Linked DNA regions of Homo sapiens: region 1 is linked to region 2. A link is an interaction called in ENCODE POLR2A ChIA-PET data of the cell type or tissue named here. Cell type or tissue: MCF 10A. All regions are shown on one strand. Links, peaks and the distances in the headings refer to the core of each region. The heading gives the core; the rest is flanking DNA. Region 1 overlaps LINC01356 (long intergenic non-protein coding RNA 1356). Region 2 has its middle 16 kb from the start of NUTF2P4.

Region 1 (4,392 bases), core at 88-4,087, 81 kb after region 2:
GGCAGGAGAATCACTTGAACCCAGGAGGTGGAGATTGCAGTGAGCCCAGATCGTGCCATTGCACCCCAGCCTGGTGACAGAGTGAGACTCCGTCTCAAAACAAAAACAAAAACATGCATCTCACACATGACCTTCTAAATCAATACTCTACACCCAGATCACATCTGTTTCAGTGGCATCATTACCATTTATGTGATGATTCGATCACCAGCTCAAATCACTGGCCAAACAAGAAGCTGGGAGCCATCCTTCTCTCATTTGCCTTCATGCCCCATATCTGACCAACATGAATAGCTCTTGAACCTATCCTCCTCTCCACTCTCACAACCACTACACCTGAGATCAGGTCGCCATTTCCTATAGTTTAATGTAACAGCTTCCTAGTTCATTTCCCTGTCTTCCACCTTTCTGTCTTCCCCTGATTATTTTGATTATTCATCAGAATGAGTAAGATTACGCCATGAAGTTCTTAGAAATACAATTTTCCACCCATTGCCACTCACTCATTGATGGAGCAGACAAACAGAGGTAATCAAAAGTCCTTGAGAGAATAAGCATCTTCCATTTCCCCTGCAAGAGTTATGATCCGTGTAGAAGCCATTTCAAAGTTTCCCCAATCTGGGGCCGGGCGCGGTAGCTCACACCTGTAATCCTAGCACTTTGGGAGACCGAGGCAGGCGAGTCACTTGAGGCCAGGAGTTGAGACCCGTCTGGCCAACATAGCAAAACCCCGTCTCTACTACAAATACAAAAAAGTAGCTGGGTGTGGTGGCATGCGCCTGTAATCCTGGCTACTTGGGAGGCTGAAGCAGGAGAATCCCTTGAACCCGGGAGGCGGAGGTTTTAGTGAGCCGAGATCATGCTGTTATACTTCAACCTGAGCAACAGAGTGAGACACTGTCTCAAAAAAAAAAACCAAAAAAAATTAAAAAAAATAAAAGCATATGAAACTGACAGTAGCTGGGTACAGTGGCTCACACCTGTAATTCCAGCACTTTGAGAGACCGAGACGGGCAGATTACCTGAGGTCAGGAATTGGAGACCAGCCTGGCCAACATGGTGAAACCCTGTCTCTACTAAAAATACAAAAATTAGCGGGGTATGGTGGCGGGCAGCTGTAATCCCAGCACTTTGGGAGGCCGAGGCAGGTGGATCACAAGGTCAGGAGATTGAGACTATCCTGGCTAACACGGTGAAACCTCGTCTTTACTAAAAATACAAAAAATTAGCCAGGCGTGGTGGCGGTCCCCTGTAGTCCCAGCTACTCCGGAGGCTGAGGCAGGAGAATGGCGTGAACCCGGGAGGGCGGAGCTTGCAGTGAGCCAAGATCGCGCCACTGCACTACAGCCTGGGCAACAGAGCGAGACTTTGTCTCCAAAAAAAAATAAAAGAGTGAAACTCCATCCCCCGCCCAAAAAAAATTATTACGTAATTGTTGCGCCTCCTCACTGTGTTCTAGAGTGCCTGATTTATTGAAATAATTTTAAAACCCGTTGCTGGGCGCTGTGGCTCACGCCTGTAATCCCAGCACTTTGGGAGGCCCAGGTGGGTGGATCATGAGGTGAGGAGATCCAGACCATTCTGGCTAACACGGTGAAACCCCATCTCTACTAAAAATACAAAAAATTAGCCGGGTGTTGGTGGTGGGCGCCTGTAGTACCAGCTACTCGGGAGGCTGAGGGCTGAGGCAGGAGAATGGCGTGAACCCGGGAGGCGGAGCTTGCAGTGAGCCGAGATCAGGCCACTGCACTCCAGCCTGGGTGACAAAGCAAGAAAGACTCCGTCTCAAAAAAAAAAAAAAAAAAAAAAAAACTATTATAGATTTAAATCTATTTTATTATTATTATTATTTTTTGAGACCAAGTCTCGCTCTGTCGCCCAAGCTGCAGTGCAGTGGCCTGATCTCCGCTCACTGCAACCTCTGCCTCCCGGGTTCAAGCGATTCTCCTGTCTCGCCCTCCCGAGTAGCTGGGACCACAGGCGCGTGCCATCACACCTGGCTGATGTTTTTTATTTTTAGTAGAGACAGGGTTTCACCATGTTAGCCAGGATGGTCTCGATCGCCTGACCTCGTGATCTGCCTGCCTCAGCCTCCCAAAGTGCTGGGATTACAGGCGTGAGCCACCGCGCCCGGCAGATTTAAATCTATTTTAAAACCAAATTTATAATGTATCCTGAATATCTAGAGAGACATTTATAACTAAAGATTAAAAATCAACTTATTTTTCAGGAATCAAAAAGTGGATTACATAAAGTCCTAATTTATACTACTCTTTTTTTTTTTTTTTTTTTTGAGATGGAGTCTGACTCTGTTGCCCAGCTGGAGTGCAGTGGTGTGATCTCGGCTCACTGCAACCTTTGCATCCCAGGTTCAAGTGATTCTCCTGCCTCAGGTTCCCGAGTAGCTGGGATTGCAGGCACTGGCCACTATGCCCAACTAATTTTTTGTATTTTTAGTAAAGATGGGGTTTCACGATGTTGGCCAGGCTGGTCTCAAACTCCTTACCTCAGGCTATCCACCCACCTCGGCCTCCCAAAGTGCTGAGATTACAGGTATGAGTCACCACACCTAGCCATAGTATTCTATTGTCTTTTAACATAACATCTCAGATTTACATTCAAGAGAACTAAATGTGTGTTAAAGTGACTCCCAAGTCTGTGGTCTTAAACTGTTTTGTCCCAAAAGAACTTTGGAATATATATATATCCCCTTACACATTGCTTACTAAATGTGCTGTTTAACAGTTGCAAAGATATAATTTCTGGCATATTGTATGTTGTGTTATAAGTGCTTTAAATATATCTTCATCAAAACCTTGGTGCTTTGCTCACTTGATTTATGGAAAAGTGCCACTTACTGGCCAGTCTTCAAAAGGTCTGAACTCATTTGCATTCAAAGCAGTGAGTTGATAAACATTTGTTATAACCATCACTCTTTCAAATTCTAAGCATGATAGAAGGCAGTCACATACATAAAAGGCAGAAGTTTGATGCTTAGGTGAAATTAGTTTGTCTCCTTCAATATTTTTCTCTCCAGAGCTATCTATTTTCTCCCCAAAGGTTTTGAACTGGAATGAGTGAGTTAGCCTTTCTTTTGTACCGAGAGATAAGATTTGTGTAATAGAGTTGGGAAAGAAGTCCTGAAGCACCCATTGTTTTTTTTTTTTTTTTTTTTTTTTTGTTGTTGTTGTTGTTGTTTGAGACGAGTCTCACTCTGTCACCAGGTTGGAGTGCAGTGCTGCAGTCTCGGCTCACTGCAACCTCCGCCTCCCGGGTTCAAGCAATTCTCCTGCCTCAGCCTTCTGAGTAGCTGAGACTACAGGCAAGTGCCACCACGGCCAGCTAATTTTGTATTTTTAGTAGAGACCAGGTTTCACCATGTTGGCCAGGATGGTCTCGATCTCTTGACTTCGTGATCTGCCCACCTCGGCCTCCCAAAGTGCTGGGATTACAGGCGTGAGCCACCGCGCCCGGCCCGGCGCTCTTATTTCAGGAGAGATCATTTTAAATTCAGGTTACATATGAAACTGAGGATTTGCAAAATAACTTTTGAAAACGATAGCAACGTTTGAAACTAAAAGTTACTTATGCTAGCATTTCTAAATGTTCCATTTGAATTATAGAAGCATAATATCAGTTTAAAGGAAACAATCTGAGTTCTAGAATTAAATAGAAATCCCCAGGGCATGCATGTTACATTTTTCTCTAAATTAAGAGTAAAAAAAAAATTAAAGTTTATTCATCTTAGACTATTTACATGAATGCTTAAATGCTGACAATATAAACCCTAGAATATAGTCATTAAAATAAAAATCACTTCCTTTACAGTACACTTACAATAACTGCAACGATCAATTTCTCTTTCCAAAGATTGTCAGTAAGTTGTTAATCTACTTCTCTGTTCTCTGTTTTTTGTTTTGTTTTGTTTTGTTTTTTTGAGACAGAGTCTTGCTCTGTCACCCAGGCTGGAGTGCAGTGGCGTGATCTCAGCTCACTGCAGCCTCTGTCTCACGGGTTCCAGTGATTCTTCTGCCTCAGCCTCCTGGGTAGCTGGGACTACAGGTGCATGCCACCATGACTCGCTAATTTTTGTATTTTTAGTAGAGACGTGGTTTCACCATGTTGGCCAGGCTGGTCTCGAACTCCTGACCTCAAGTGATCCACCTGCCTCAGCCTCCCAAAGTGCTGGGATTACAGGCGTGAGCCACCATGCCTGGCCCTGTTCTCTGTTTTCTTTCTTATTTTATTTATTTTTTGAGACGGAGTCGCCCAGGCTGGAGTCCGTGGCGCCATCTTGGCTCACTGCAACCTCCACCCCGCCGGGTTCAAGTAATTCACCTGCCTCAGCCTCCCGAGTAGCTGGGATAGCTGGGATTAAAGGCGTGCACCACC
Region 2 (4,341 bases), core at 1-4,000:
TAAGAGTCAAAACCTAAACAAAGTTGATACTATAGCATTTATCATAGGGTTTTGAAATTGTCCGTTTATTGTTTTTCTTCCCCAAAAGGCTGTAAACACATTTAGGCCAGGGGCTGTGCTTTATTTGCCACTTATTGCTCACTGTTATATCCCTACCCCTGAACTGAGGCTAGCATGTAGTAGTTACTCAATACATATTTGTCACAGGAAGGCATATTTATTTGATTATTTATTTGTTTATTCAACAAATAAAATGAATTCTTACTTTCACTCTACTTTCTGTTTCCTTTATAGACAAAGTCTTCTCCTATTAATGCGTGTTGAATCACTATCATGTTTTAAGAAGTATGCCCGGGGCTCTGTGTGTCTTTTTGAAGCCTATGTATTTGTGTGTGTGGTGAGTGCATGCACATGCACGCCAGTCTGTGGGTGATGTATGTGTCCGAGCCACAAGAACCCTTTCTCTAATACCAGCCACTTGGATAGATGCATTTCGTTTCTTCCATCCTAGGATTTCTGGAGAGGCAGCTTGGGAAGGCCAGGTGTGGATAACATGTGTAAAGTGCTTCTTCTTTCCCTACGTGAATTAAACAATCATGTCTGTTTTTTTCATCTCTGAAACATGACCTTCCCCAAGTCTAGAGTTGGATGAAACTATCTTTACTTAGACAAATTTAGTGTAACTGCTGCCAGCTGGTAGAAGTGGTACTTTGTGGTTTTTAAGGTTGCTGTTCCATGGGTGCTATAGGAGCTCTCCCCGGGCTGGGTGAGAGGCTGAAGGAAGTGGTTCAGCTCCACGTTTATCTTTGGCTGTTTTCTCTGCCATTTGACTGAAGCAATTTTCAGTGACGAATGAAGTGAATGGTTAAAGCTTATTTTTCAATCAAAATTCAATTCCTGCAAGTGGAAGAGGGAGGAGAGAGAGGGTGTAAATCATTGATCAAACTTATTTAAGCACCAAGATTCCCTTCTGCAGAAAATCCAATTACCTGACAGAGGAAAAGAGCTCCTTCTCTGGAAATCCATGAGGCTGGGTGCTCTTCACACTAACTGATCCTGTTAGGGCCCAGCTGCTGGCTGCACCGGAAGTCAGCTTGGCACAGCAGAAGGAACAGATTCACTTGGGACTGGAATCTGGTTCTGCCACTTGCCGGCTCTGTGACTTTAGGCAAGCGACTTCACATTCCTCAGCCAATTTCATCCGTGAAAAGGTAATTAATAATTCCTACTATACAGAATTAGTGTCATGATTTGAGAACAAGGTATGTAATAGCATCACATGTTGTAGGCAGGCTGTAGATAGCTCTTGTTTTCATGCTTCTGGCTTGGGAGCTGGGTGTGAGCACAGACCTCTGTGTGAGTGCTTGGAGGTAAATGCCCTGTGTGGGAGCTGAGCATGTGTGGCGTGGCTGCGTGTAAGTAGAGCTCTGAGAGTCTCTACTTACTGTGGTCTCTCTATGGATTAAGAAGCCTGCATTCTCCAGCATTCTTGGAAAGGTCTCCAGAAAAGCATCAGAGGAAATCTCTGAAGGAATTTCTCAGGGGTTGTCTGGGAACTGTGGGGGCATTCCATCCCTTTCCTGGAAGCAGCAACAGCTCTCAGGCCCCATCTCTGCGCCCCTCTCAATCCCTGGTGACTTGTTAAAAGACTTCAAAGGATAAACTTCAGACTAGAAATCTTACTTGCCATTCACATTTTTTAACATTGAGGACACAACCCTGAAGAACATGTCTGTGCATGTCAATTAGCCTCTAGAGAGGGAGAAAGGAGAGAATAGAAGAGTCACAGACACAGAGCTGTCGAGGGCCAGAAAAATGCTGCAGTGGCCAGCGCGGTGGCTCACGCCTGTAATCCCAACACTTCAGGAGGCTGAGGCGGGTGGATCACCTGAGGTCAGGAGTTGGAGACCAGCCTGGCCAACATTGTGAAACCCCATCTCTACTAAAAATACAATAATTAGCCAGACGTGGTGGCGCATGCCTGTAATTCTACCTACTCGGAAGGCGGAGACAGGAGAATTGCTTGAACCTGGGAGGCAGAGGTTGCAGTGAGCTGAGACCGCACCATTGCACTCCAGCCTGGGCGACAGAGCAAGACTCTGTCTCAAAAAAAAAAAAAAAAAAAATGCTGCAGGTACGCAGGGGGAAAGGGAGTTACTCCCTGAATTTTGTAAAGAGCAACCTCAAGGACACACATGACTCGTGAGGGTAAAAACGACTCAGGATCAACAACAAAAGGGCCTGATCTCAGAGGAGAGTCAGTAGGATGAGAGGTGGCGCTGGCTTGGGGTTTCCCTTTTTGAAGAGGCAAATGAAGTGGTCTGTGCTGGGCTGCCCCTGCACAAGGAGGACAGAGGCCTCACAAGATGGAATGCAGTAGGCACTGGGAATATGGGGTGGGACCTGAAAATAGCCGTCCAAGCTCTCACTCCAGTCTTTCATTTTTACAATTTCAATAGCTTTTAAGGTACAGTGGTTTTTAGTTACATGGATGAATTGTATTTTGGTGAAGCAGACTTCGGTTTTTAGTGCATCTATCACCTGAGTAGTGTACAGTGTTCCCAGTATGTGGTTTTTTTACCCCTCACCCACTTCCCATTCTCCCCATTCTGAGTATCCAAAGTCCATTATACCACTCTTTATGCCTTTGTGTATCCATAGCTTAGCTCCCACTTGTAAGTGAGAACATAAGGTATTTGCTTTTCCATTCCTGAGTTACTTCACTTAGAATAATGCCTCCAGCTTCATCCAAGTTTCTGCAAAAGACATTATTTGTTCTTCTTTATGGCGGACTAGTATTCCATGGTGTATATATACCATATTTTCTTTTTCTTTCTTTCTTTTTTTTGTTTTTTGTTTGTTTGTTTGTTTGAGACAGGGTCTCACTTTGCTGCCCAGGCTGGAGTGCAGTGGCATGATCTTGGCTCACTGCAGCCTCCGCCTTCTGGGTCCAAGTGATTCTCCCACCTCAGCCTCCCGAGTAGCTGGGACCACAGGTGTGCACCACCATGCCCAGCTAATTTTTGTATTTTTTGTAGAGACAGGGTTTTGCCATGCTGCCCAAGCTAGTCTTGAACTCCTGGACTCAAGTGATCCTCCTGCCTCAGCCTCTCAAAGTGCTGGGATTACAGGCATGAGCCACCATACCAAGCTCTACATTTTCATTACCCACTCATTGGTTCACCCCAATCTTTCTTTCCTGCACCCACTAACGCCCGTCACTTATATCTGAACTCTTATTTTATTAGGAAGCATAAAAAATGAATCTTTATTTAACACCATGTACATTTATAAATACTATCTTATGGCCAGGTGCAGTGGCTCACGTCTGTAATCCCAGCACTTTGAGAGACCGAGGCAGGCAGATCACTTGAGGTCAAGAGTTTGAGACCAGCCTGACCAACATGGTAAAACCCACTCTCCACTAAAAATACAAAAATTAGCCAGTCGTGGTGGTGGGCACCTGTAATCCCAGCTACTTGGGAGGCTGAGGCAGGAGAATCACTTGAATCCAGGAGATGGAGGTTGCAGTGAGCCGAGATCATGCCACTGCACTCCAGCCTGGGCAACAGAGTAAGACTCTGTCTCAAAAAAGAAAAAAGAACACTATGTTATTTATTTATTTGTTTATTTATTTATTTATTTTGAGACAGAGTTTTGCTCTGTCACCCAGGCTGGAGTGCAGCGGCACGATCTCAGCTCACTGCACCCTCCATCTCCTGGATTCAAGTGATTCTCCTGCCTCAGCCTCCCGAGTAGCTGGGATTACAGGTGCATGCCACCATGCCTGGCTAATTTTTGTATTTTTAGTAGAAACAGGGTTTTACCATGTTGGTCAGGCTAATCTCAAACTCCTGACCTCAAGTGATCTGCCCACCTCAGCTTCCCAAGAAAACTATGTTATTTAATTCTAACATTGTTCATAGGAAGTAGATACTTAGGAAATATTATCTCCACTTTATAGATAAGGAAACTTGAACATCAAAAGGTCACACCTGGTCTGTCTCCTGACAATGGATCAGCCTGCTTCCATCCTTTGGGTCTTGAAAGTCTGAGTTGTTGCTATCAAATTATTTCAATCTTCATTTTTTCCCCTGGTTACCAAGTAAATGCATGTTGTGGGAAGTCAGGGACCCCAAACGGAGGGACCGGCTGAAGCCATGGCAGAAGAACATGGACTGTGAAGATTTCATGGACATTTATTAGTTCCCCAAATTAATACTTTTATAATTTCTTATGCCTGTCTTTACTGCAGTCTCTAAACATAAATTGTGAAGATTTCATGGACACTTATCACTTCCCCAGTCAATACCCTTGTGATTTCCTATGCCTGTCTTTACT

Evidence for each region. ChIA-PET counts read pairs that join two places held together with the same protein. Peaks named below come from ENCODE experiments on the same cell type or tissue, not always from the same donor. Only the 100,000 strongest peaks of a DNase experiment are listed, where the experiment ranks them.
Region 1: POLR2A ChIA-PET joins it to region 2 with 5 read pairs; 2 of 35 experiments call an interaction of 5 or more read pairs at or near these places.

The regions. Positions count from the first base shown.
Region 1 is chr1:112,842,869-112,847,260 of GRCh38, forward strand. All of the region lies in intron 2 of LINC01356 (long intergenic non-protein coding RNA 1356), which reads right to left. Among named protein-coding and RNA genes, the nearest start is that of LINC01357, 4.8 kb to the right of the region's middle. RefSeq lists enhancers at 418-1,367, 2,676-3,310, 3,311-3,945. In MCF 10A, for the core only: no CTCF peak of the experiment used is centred there; no DNase peak of the experiment used is centred there.
Region 2 is chr1:112,761,536-112,765,876 of GRCh38, forward strand. No RefSeq gene overlaps it. Among named protein-coding and RNA genes, the nearest start is that of NUTF2P4, 16 kb to the left of the region's middle. RefSeq lists an enhancer at 1,326-1,953. In MCF 10A, for the core only: no CTCF peak of the experiment used is centred there; a DNase peak (open chromatin) is centred at 1,746.